Linked DNA regions of Homo sapiens: region 2 is linked to region 1. Evidence: chromatin contacts called from ENCODE Hi-C or POLR2A ChIA-PET data. All regions are on one chromosome and are shown on one strand. Each heading gives the region's core, a stretch centred on a gene start or an enhancer-like site at or near the end of the contact. The rest is flanking DNA. Distances are from core to core; before and after follow the strand shown.

Region 1 (5,829 bases), core at 22-2,521:
AGATTCATACAACATATATAAGAGGGTACAGGGGAAAAATTCATTGCATGATTGTGCAAGTGATTTACAACCTTCTTCCTTAAAAGAAATCCTTTAAGGTCACTAAAAAGGGGTCATGTAATTCTAAGGTATTATAATGAAGACAATATTCCCAGTGAAGATTAATCCAGTAAGTTCTCAAACTAGTGTCAGAAATTACAAAACAGGCTTTCTGGAAGTAAACTCTAAAGATGAAACAGAAGTTTCAATTTGAGTCAAAATAGTGACAGTGGTTGCTGAAGGACTGGAGCTCTCTGAACTGTAAACCGGGCGAAGGGTGTGCTTGTGTGTATAATCAAAAGATGAAAACCACTTTGCCTAGTAGAGCTAACCACTTTCAAGGAAGTCTCAGTATAAAAATTAACCAAAATGTAAAAGTATCTAAAGGACTCAGTAGTTCCCATAATTAAAGCAAAAAGGCATTTAGTAAATTTTCTTTTATCTTTTTCCATATTCTTTTATCATTCGGAACAATATTAGAGAACTGACTGGTTTGATATTTTGTTGATAATTAATTTTCATTCCTGTTGCTTTGATAGTTTTTTTGCTTTTTTTTTTTTTGAGATGGAGTTTCACTCCTCTTGCCCAGGGTGGAGTGCAACGGCACGTTCTCGGCTCACTGCAACCTCCACCTCCCAGGTTCAAGCGATTCTCCTATCTCAGCCTCTCCCAAGAAGCTGAGATTACAGGTGCCACCACACTTGGCTAATTTTTGTATTTTTAGTAGAGACAGGGTTTCACCATGTTTCGGCTGATCTCGAACTCCTGACCTCAGGTGATCTACCCACCTTGGCCTCCCCAAGTGCTGGGATTACGGGCATGAGCCACTGCACCTAGCCTGATAGTTATTAATACTAGAAATGATAAAATTAAACTAAGAATCTTTATGTCTGATATGAGGTAAACATGGTAATTCTAAAATAATATTACACTTTCTATAGATTTGGCTTGAAACAAATTCTAACACATAGCATTGTGGTTCTTAATTTTAATTATTTTACTGATTCCGATTTGCTTTTCAAGTATATTCCTTTATATAAAGATGTGAACTGTATCCAAAAAAGTAAGCAGGTTTTGAGCAACATCACAGTTTTGGTTTTACCGATTTATGTAGTAGCCATCTTGTTTGTTGAGTGCTAAATATTCTACGACGAAACACTGTTTCTATAGCGGGCAGATGAAAGTCTACCTCGCTTAGCTCAGGAACTGAGTGGCTGCTACTACGACAGCTTTGTGTTTTAGTGGTGAGGTGACAGTGCGACATCAATGCAAATAATTTCCTTGGTTATACCAGGAATTGGAGAGCCTGACAAAATCAGAGCTCGGCAGAAGCATTTGTAGCAATAAACAGAAGCTTCTGATTTTTACTTAAAATTTCAAAAGCTGTCCTGATTTCTAATTTATTGGCCTTGATTACAGGCCTATAAGGAAAGAATTATTTAAATGACTACCAGAATTAGTCTGAAGTTGTTGATTTCCTCTGGCTTAAAAAAAAAAAGTCTTACCAGAAACTGTGTTCTCTGAAAAACAAAATAATTGCTTTCCTTTTACTTAATGTCAACTGAAAACCAATGAATGAACAAATGAACAAACAGATAGTTAAAGACAAATACAGAAAGAATAATACTAAGACATCTGTGTGAACATTAGTCATTTAAAATAAAGAAAAACATCAGAGTAAGAACCTTATCATTCATTAGACTGAATAAACACTGCCACCCCAGCCCCAATCCTACAGCTCTGAAATGGAGGAACACAGCAATCAAAGTCTTGCAAAGATACACTGGAAATAATGTGCAGGGCAAAATCCAAAGATAACTTTTTTTCTCTTTTAAAAACATAAGACTGTGGCTGGGCGTGGTGGCTCACGCCTGTAATCCTAGCACTTTGGGAAGCCATGGCGGGTAGATCACGAGGTCAGGAGATCAAGACCATCCTGGCTAACACGGCAAAACCCTGTCTCTACTAAAAACACAAAAAATTAGCCGGGAGTGGTGGCACATGCCTGTAATCCTAGCTACTCAGGAGGCTGAGGCAGGAGAATTGCTTGAACCTGGGAGGCGGAGGTTGCTGTGAGCTGAGATCGTGCCACTGCACTCCAGCCTGGGCGACAGAGCGAGACCCCGTCTCAAAAACAAAACAAACAAACAAACAAAAAAAAAAGAAAAAAATATATATGATTGTTTATAGTAATGACAGAAAAAGCTATATTGTTGTGTTTATATTATAACATATATACATGTAATATATATGACAATTAATAGAACAAATAAGCGGGAGGACAAGGAGCAATGTTGCTATATTTTACCAGAATGAAGGTATTATTAATCTTAAGGCAATTATGTTAAAGATGCATATTGTAATCTCTAGAATAAACCGCTAAGAAAGTAATTCAATATTAGATAGCTAAAAAAAAAAAAAAAAAAAAAGTTCAACAAATGCCCTTCCCCTTACTCACTGTGCTCCAGCCACGCCTGCTTCAGCAGAGCTCTTTGCTGCCTCAGGGCTCAGGGCTTTTGCACAGGGACTGCCTTCCCTGGAATTGCCTTCCTTGGCTGTCTGAATCACTGCTAAGGTCTCAGCGGAAATGTCACCCTCTATAGGAGGTCTTCCCTATAGAAGCATAGGGAAGACCTCACAGCATCTCCTCACAGCATCTTCCTCATCTTCCTCACAGCATCTCCTTCTTATTCTCTATTCATAGCCTTTTACTTTGTTCCATCACGCTATTTGTCACCTTTTGAATGTATATATTTGTTAAGTTTATGTCTTTATTGTCTGTTTTTCTCATTAGACTTCATTAAGAAAGACAAGAAGCTGGGTGTGGTGGCTCATGCCTGTAATCCCAACACTTTGGGAGGCTGAGGCAGGTGGATCCCTTGAGCCCGAGGTGTTTTGAGACCAGCCTGGGAAACAGCAAAACCTCGTCCCTACATAAAATTAGCTGGGCGTCATGGCGCTTATGTATAGTTCCAGCTACTTGGGAGGCTAAGGTGGGAGGATCACCTGAGCCCAGGAAGTTGAGGCTACAGTGAGCCATGATTGCACCACTGCACTCCAGTCTGGAGAGAGAGAAAGAAGACCTCCCCCAGACCAAGACATATAACATATGAGCCTCTCTCATATAACTGTGTCTTGCATAAAGTAGACAAGTCATAAAATATTTGTTTTAAAAATGCATACCATTGTACTTCACCTTGACCTAATCTTTTTTCTCATCAACTAGACAAGAAGTTGGCAAACTTCTGTGAAGGGTCAAATATTTTAGGTCTTGCAAACCATATACTGTCTCTGCTGCATATTCTTCTGCTTCTTTCTGTTTTCTAAGAATCCTTTTAAAATATAAAAGCTACCCTTAGGGCAGGGTGCAGTGGCTCACACCTATAATCCCAGCACTTTGGGAGGCCTAGGCGGGTAGATTGCTTGAGGCCAGGAGTTCAAGATCAGCCTGGGTAACGTGGTGAAACCCGGTCTCTACTAAAAATACAAAAATTAGCCGGGCATGGTGGCACATGCCTGTAGTCCCAGCTACTCGGGAGGCTGAGGCAGAAGAAACGCTTGAACTCAAGGTGGCGGAGGCTGCAGTGAGCCAAGATCACACTACCGCATTCCAGCCTGGGCAACAGAGTGAGACGCTGTTTCCAAAAAAAAAAAAAAAAACAAGCAAACAAACAAACAAAAAGCTATACTTAGCTCAAGGGCCCTATAAAAACAGGCTGACACGGGATTTGGCCCACAGGCTGTAGTTTTCTAATTTCTGTGCTATGTTACTGTAAGTATCTTAAGGTCAACTCTGAGTTATATACTTATATCCCCTAATACCTCGCATAGTACTGAGCATGCAGTAGGTTCTTAGTAAACTCAGAACTCAGTTAAGTTGGAGGTAGAGGAAAACAAGAGAAAAAAGTGGTCAGATTTGGTCTAACAGGAATTTTACCAGGGAGAAAAGGCCTACAGTCCAGGCTGAATGACTCAAAGGGTCATTTACCAAAGATTTATAGGTAATGGAAAAAGACAGCTTGTCATACAGTCACAAATCTCAATACTCAATTGTCTCCCCTTCTAAGCAGCAACTCTGCTCCTGTAGACAGCTGCCTCCTTGTGTGTCTACTTACAGTGCAGTTGACTGGGACCCACAAAAAAAGCATGTAGCTTTTCCCCAGAGGATTTTTTTTGTTCTGTTACTTCGCCTTGCTATCTGGTTCTCTTGCCACGCTGCATTCTGAAAAGCTACTAGTGGACCAGGCGCGGTGGCTCACGCCTGTAATCCCAGCACTTTGGGAAGCTGAGGCAGGTGGATCACCTGAGGTCGGGAGTTTGAGACCAGCCTGACCAACACGGAGAAACTCCGTTTCTACTAAAATTACAAAATTAGCCAGGCATGGTGGCGCATGCCTGTAATCCCAGCTACTCGAGAGGCTGAGGCAGGAGAATTGCTTGAACCTGGGAGGCAGAGGTTGCAGTGAGCCGAGATCCCGTCATTCCACTCCAACCTGGGCAACAAGAGCAAAACTCCGTCTCAAAAAAAAAAAAAAAAAAAGAAAAAGAAAATAAACAAAAGCTACTAGCTTAAAGGTAACATCTACCTCCAGAGGTAAGCATAATTTGGCAAATATGGAATTGCCTATACAACTGCTATGAATAATTCTTAGATGATGGCCAGGAAAGTTTCCTAAAAATAGTTTCTGGATGGGAGCAAGTTTCTGATCCTGCTACAGTTCCAAGATTTGAGACATGCTGAAAATGAATGATGTAAGGAAGGAATAAGTGGATGGAAATGCTCCATGGCCACAATCATGGCCACAGTCCCCACTCCTGGAACTGCCAGAATGCCAGGATGTTGCAGTACCTCCTGAGAGATCCCAGAATCTGTGCAATGCTTTTCCTTAAGGCAATCTGCTTTTTCAAAGTCTGGCAAAGTCTGAGGTCAGAGCTGTCTGTCTCAAGAAGAGTGCCTCTTTCCTCTAGCATCCAAAATGCACATAATTATTGCCAGGAGCTATCCTATCAATAGCAATTATCCTGGGCCCGAGGAGAATAGGGAGGAAGGGGAGAACAGAGATGCTATTTCATGTCCTGCTAGGTCTTCAACCTCCATGAAGTAGTAGAGGCAGCCACAGGGGAATGGCTCTATTTCCAGGCACTTCCTTCCTCCTTTTCACCTCTTGAGATCTCAGAATAATTCACTGCAATGTTCTTTGTTAAGTCTCTGCCACCTCATATTCCCCTCCCCATCTTCATGGAAGGGAGAAAAAGGAACAAGTGGTCCCTTGGGCATTGTAACCAAGCCAGCAGATGCTTCCAAAGGAAGGTAAGTGTCAGATGCTTAACTGCATGACTAAGTAAAACACATTATCTAACCAAGCTTCACTCCGAGGTAGCAAGTCCTATATTTTAGATAAGAAAAAAGGAAATGGGTGAAAATAATTTATTTAAAGACAGGCTGTGAGTTAGTGAGGGAGCAGGAAACAGCATCAAAGTCCTTTGGTTCACAGGCAGGGTCTTATCTGCCAGAAGAGCCAAGAGTGTGGCAGTGATGCTAAGAGACAGGGACCAAACAGCCGGGGGAGTACAGGAATAAGAGCTCCAGGAAACACTGGAAAAAGTCAATTAAACAACTCCCAAGGTCCCGGGTAGCTGTTCTAATGAGTGCCTGGGGGTTCTATGTTTCTGAAGAAGGTAATTCAAAATGAAATGAAAAGATGACTTTGGGACTCAATTCTGCATGTCTGATTTGGAAAAGCTAAGATAGAAAGGCAGAGAAGGAGCTGTAAGAAATACTGAACACAT
Region 2 (5,862 bases), core at 2,080-4,579, 45 kb before region 1:
TCTGGAGGTCCAGGTTTTGTTAGTAGGTACTTTGAAATTGTCAGAAGTTTCATATGATAAAGGCTTTATCTTCTTTGCTGGGCTATAAATTCCATGAAGACAGGGACAATTTCTAATTCGTTTATCATTATATTCCTAGCATTGAGCACAATGCTTGGAACATGGTAGATGCTTAATAAATACTGGATGAGCAAATGAAGAGGAGGCCTAATAGATAGTCTATATTTGTGTGATACTTTGGATCTGATCATCCTTCAGCTGGGATCACAGGTGTGAAGCATATGACTGTTCCAAGCGATAAAGTTATAACCACATGCACTCTTCGATTTATTTTTGGAAACTATGATTTTGATCCACTGCTTCTTCAATCTAGGAGGTCATGGTTTATGAAGACTGATGTTCCAGACACCAAAGTCTTAAATATAAAAAACACTCAGCATATTTCTATATTTACCTATTCTGTATGACTGAAGTGAGGCCTTCCACACTGAGAGGTTCATGAGCAATAGTTGTACCTCTAAACTCCAAACTTTAGCTAACTTCGACCTCTATGAAATCCTACTTCCATATCTATTCTAATAGCCCTAAGCTATTTGTGTAGCTGTTTATTTGACCAAGAAATACACAGGTCCTACTTTGGGCAACAGCTATGGTATACACTGCAGAGACGCAATGAGGTATAGAATTCAGAGATTCATTTCCATATGAAAGAGTAGCTACCGGCTCCAGGTGTTGACTACTAAGCAAAAATTGTTTGTTTACTGCCACCTGAAATTTTCCATTTTTTAAAAAACTATAAAAAGTAGCTGCCAACATTTTCATCATTTATGCCATTTACCCACAACTCGAATTCCTATTTAGTATTTATCCTCTACTCTAAATAGAGAGGTAGTTTTCTGATAAATTCTACATTCCATGAAAAAAAACAAAAGCTGTCATGGCTAATTTTAGAGACCAACAGAAACAGTAGAAAAAGGAAACACTTTCAGATGTAGATCAGCTTCTTCCTGATGAAGCTACAAAGGGCCAAACAGTAAATATTTTTTGTTTTCTAGGCCATCCAGTCTCTGTTGCAACTACTCACTCTGCCACTGTAGCATTAAAGCGGCCACAGATAATAAGTAAAGAAATGGGTGTTGCTGTGTTTCTATAAAACTTTATTTACAAAAACATGCACAGGGCAGGAACTAACCTGCAAGCAGTAGCTTGCCAACCCCTGGACTAGATAAACAAAATGCTCTTACCTGTTGGAAATAACGACAGATTCACTTACTTTGCTCTTTTGGCCATTTCATTTCCATCCCATCTGGGGCTGTACGGATAATTTTTTTGGGCCTGGGAGTAAAGCTGTCCACTGTTGGTAAAGTGATAAACGGACTGAAATGTGAGAGTTGGCTGGTCTCGAGGGAAAAACAGAGGCAGGTCAACTGCAAAGACAGAAGAAAGAAAAAGAAAGTTAGAGCATAAACACATCTTAAGATTTTTTTTTTTGACTAAATCCGAATGTTAGGTACGAAACTCTATTTGAACCACAAATACTGCTTGCAGTTTGGATGAAAGGTGTGGTGTATAGAGAGGCACCAAGAAATACAAAGTGACTTCTCCATCTTCGAGGAGTTTATAATCTAGAGGCAAATCACACGTGGGTGAAAATGTCACCAATAGAAGGCATGATGTGTAGGTGCTGTAAGAATGCTTTGAAATGGTCACAGAAGCTTAGGGAAGGATGCTTGGGTGCCTGCAACCATCTGACATTCCTCTCTAGCACTTCCCGGGATCAATATTCCATAGCAGAGTTCTCTTTCTATCTGTTTTAAGTGTCTATTATAACATAAACTCTTCAAGGGTTGGGCAATGTATTCCACATCTATAATTTGATGGAGGCAGTGGGACAGAGGCTGTTTTTCAAGAATGCATTTGGAGAAGCGGTAAGAGTGCAGGTGATAATCTTTCTACTTTATAGGATATGGCAACCAGACTACCAGGAAAAATGAAGTTATCACTCTACTTCCAATCAAGCAGTGAATTTTGATACTCAGCAGTTTCAGTTTTTTCCATATGCATTACCACATATATTTATATCTCCTAAATCAGTGGGAGTTCCTTAATGGAACGCATAAGGTACTACTCTGAGCACTAAATATGTTTGCTGTGATAGTACAGGCTAATTCCAATCCTTGCTGTTAACATGTGTTATATGCTTTATCTTTCATTTTGGGGTTCTTTAACTCAATTTTTAAAAGTAAACTGACTTGTTATTAGTTGAGGCAAATCATCATTAAAAACACAGACTGTTTCAATAACACATTCTTAAAGGTATATAACGTATATGTGTATGAATGTTATCCACTTCTAGGACAAAGAATAGGAACAGCATAAAAATAATAAGAAAAACAAGTATAGAATTTTCTAGATTTACAGGGTATCTTTATACACGTTATCTGATTTGTTACTTAGAACTCCATGACAGAGACATTATCTTCAACATTTGCATTTAACAGGTGAGCAAACCAGAGACTCTAAGAGGTATATTAACTTGCTCATGTCATAGTCAGGCAGGGGCAAGACTCAAATCTAGTCCCATGATTCAAACATTCGGCTCCTACTATGCCCCACATTGCCTTCTCCTACTCCAGAGGACACTGGCATAACCTGCTTACGACTCATTCACTATGTCACAATTTAGGAAGCTAAAGTTGTCATTATGAAGTATGTATAAGGTTCGTCTTTTTAGCTACATGAGGAAGATATATTTAAAAATACATACCAGATAATTAGGCCAGGCACAGTGGCTCACACCTGTAATCCCAGCACTCTGGGAGGCGGAGGTGGGTGGATTACCTGAGGTCAGGAGTTCAAGACCAGCCTGGCCAACATGGTGAAACCTCATCTCTACTAAAAATACAAAAATTAGCAAGGCGTGGTGGCAAGCACCTATAATCCCAGCTACCCGGGAGTCTGAGGCAGAAGAATCGCTTGAATCCGGGAGGCGGATGCTGCAGTGAGCTGTGATCGCGCCACTGCACTCCAGCCTGGGCAACAGAGTGAGACTCCGTCTTAAAAATAAATAAATAAATAAAAATACATGCTAGATAATTATACATCTATCACTATTCTAGTCTGGGGTGACATTCAACTTGGACTAGGTACTCTCAGCACTCAATATGATTTCTTGAAGGAAAACTTAGGTCCGCAGCAGACTTTTAAGGAGAAGCCAAAAAACTCCCGAGAATCAAAAAACCATCCAGTTGGGAGGGCCTCTTAGACTCGGAGTGCACTTGACTCTGATGATGACTGACTCAGTGCTGCAGGGGGTTTCTACAGATGAATCACACGACAGTCAGAGAAAAGGGCACGATTTTGAATGTCCACTCTTTAGTCACATTTTTCAAGTACCACAATAGGGCAGTCTGAATACATGTCTGTTGGTGCCAAAGCAGAGAGTTCATAGTATAGAGGAACAATACGAAAGACTGATTAAAATCAATAATTCAATTCAGAAATCGCTTTTGAGTCCCTGCATATTGCAAAGCATGATCTGTAACGTTTTCAGTCACTCTGCACAAATATTGCTTTCTAAAATTAACTTTGTATCTTTTCTCATTACTACTTCCATTTCTTCTGATTAATATTTATTTATTTATTTATTTTTGAGACAGGGTCTCGCTCTGTCGCCCAGGCTGGATGGAGTGCAATGGCACGATCTCAGCTCACTGCAACCTCTGCCTCCTGGGTTCAGGCAATTCTCGTGCCTCAGTCTCCCAAGTAGCCGGGATTACAGGCGCCTGCCACCACGTTCGGCTAATTTTTTATATTTTTAGTAGAGATCAAATTTCACCATGTTGGTCAGGCTGGTCTTGAACTCCTGACCTCAGATGATCCACCCACCTTGGCCTCCCAAAGTGCTGGGATTACAGGCGTGAACCACCGCGCCTCTTCTGATTAATTTTTTAAAAAGGCCTATTCGTGGCTGGGCGCGGTGGCTCACTCCTGTAATCCCAGTACTTTGGGAGGCTGAGGCAGGCAGATTACCTGAGGTGAGGAGTTCGAGACCAGCCCGGCCAACATGGTGAAACCCCGTCTCTACTAAAAATACAAAAAATTAGCTGGGCATAGTGGTGCGTACCTGTAATCCCAGCTACTCAGAAGGCTGAGACAGGAGAATCTCTTGAACTCTGGAGAGAGATGTTGCAGTGAGCCGAGACAGCGCCACTGGACTCCGGCTTGAGCAACAAGAGAAAAACTCCGTCTCAAAAAAAAAAGCCTATTCACATATACTTTGACTTCAGTTGTTTTATACTATGTACACTTTTGCAAATATAAAACAAGGTTGAGAGTAACCTCCAAAGCAATCATTACCAGCAGAAAAGTACCATGAGAGCTTCCCTACAAGAAAGCAACAATTTTAAACAGTAGAACTCAATTGCAATAATTTATAAATTTAAAGCAAATACAGTCATCACTCAGTATCCAAAGCAATGCAGATAATACCACAGGCTATGTGATTTTCAAGCTACTGGCTTTTTCGGGTTTTGGAATGCCTTCTATTTTCGTTCTTATTATTTTGTTTTGTAGAAAATGAGTTGCTGGTATTAATATTTTAATATGCTAAAAAATGATTTTTTCCCACCTATTTTGGAACCATCTTCTTTGACTCCCTAAATGCCCAGTTAGCATCAGAAATAATTCAAAATATGAAGGAAATGTATCTACCTGGGCAAGTGAGTTGTTCTGATTTTTAAAAAACAGCAGCAAGGTAATGTTGATATCTACCACAGTCCCCAAAAAGCATTGATTACATTATTATTTCTCCATGGAGATTTGTCTAACAAAGTGTAATTGAAGCCAATATTAAAATTTGAATACTTTCTCAGTGCACACAGTAAATGTATTATTAGGGGAGCAGGAACAGTCAGAGTACTTCAGAGATAAAACTGGCAATTCACATATGAGAAAATAAAATTTTAAAAATACAGTATCTTGCTCAACTTAACTAAGCTGTATCCTGTCTATATCAGTCAATGGTCAATAAAATGATGGCTTATTTTAAAATGTTCTATGCATAAGAATGAGTTAATAACTAAAATATTTATGAGAAATACTTCACATTTTTCTGACAAGAATGATTTGAATGGTACAACTTAGTCAAGATTAAAAAAATTAAAACTTGCTTTCCTTATCCCCAAATGTTTCTGTCACTTAACTTTTGCCTATAGGTTAACTCATGATTTTCTGATGCATAGTAAAATAATTACTTTAGGACTTCCAACAGCTAACTTGCTCTGAAGGAACCGCCCAGATTCCAAGGATTTGGGGCTCATAGTTTCAGCTATATCAAAATTGAACACTTTAACCATTTGCTTTCTTTCCTTTTTTTTTTTTTTTGAGATGGAGTCTCACTGTGTCGCCCAGGCTGGAGGGCAGTGGTGCGATCTCGGCTCACTGCAACCTCCACCTCCCAGGTTCAAGTGGTTCTCTTGCCTCAGCCTCCCAAGTAGCTAGGATTACAGACGCCTGCCGTCATGCCCAGCTAATTTTTTGTATTTTTAGTAGAGATGGGGTTTCACCATGTTGGTCAGGCTGGTCTTGAACTCCTGACCTTGTGACTTGCCCGCCTCAGCCTCCCAAAGTGCTGGGATTACAGGCATGAGCCACCATGCCTGGCCAGCCATTTGCTTTCTTAGAACCTACTGGGTCAGGTTTGATTCTTAGAGCAGAATCATCTCATTTGATTCAGTTACTTAGTGTCAGTATTATTTTGACAACTGCTTCCTATTTCCTTCTTCCCATATACAGAGACTAAATCTTGGTTGGCTCTTCATCCACAGAGGGGATGGTCTGCACCTGTTTAGTAGAATTTCA

Evidence for each region. A loop is a pair of places that touch in the nucleus more often than their neighbours do. ChIA-PET counts read pairs that join two places held with the same protein, here RNA polymerase II (POLR2A).
Region 2: a map of PC-3 shows a loop between it and region 1 (14-fold over the local background). The contact joins two enhancer-like sites. A Hi-C loop is called at or near these places in 2 of 168 maps with a recorded cell type or tissue (PC-3 and gastrocnemius medialis). POLR2A ChIA-PET finds 5 or more read pairs at or near these places in 9 of 52 experiments (A549, BJ, Caco-2 and 5 more).

What each region holds. Positions count from the first base shown.
Region 1 is chr2:28,246,958-28,252,786 of GRCh38, reverse strand. The region is part of intron 10 of BABAM2 (BRISC and BRCA1 A complex member 2); the gene reads right to left. Among named protein-coding and RNA genes, the nearest start is that of BABAM2-AS2, 61 kb to the left of the region's middle. RefSeq lists an enhancer at 2,487-2,987. Within about 2 kb of position 1,271, at least 3 of the 41 ENCODE cell types and tissues checked have a DNase peak (open chromatin) inside an H3K27ac peak, as active enhancers do.
Region 2 is chr2:28,293,903-28,299,764 of GRCh38, reverse strand. It overlaps BABAM2 (BRISC and BRCA1 A complex member 2), which reads right to left. Exons shown (of 12, transcript NM_199191.3): 11 at 1,274-1,427. Among named protein-coding and RNA genes, the nearest start is that of BABAM2-AS2, 14 kb to the left of the region's middle. Within about 2 kb of position 3,329, at least 2 of the 41 ENCODE cell types and tissues checked have a DNase peak (open chromatin) inside an H3K27ac peak, as active enhancers do.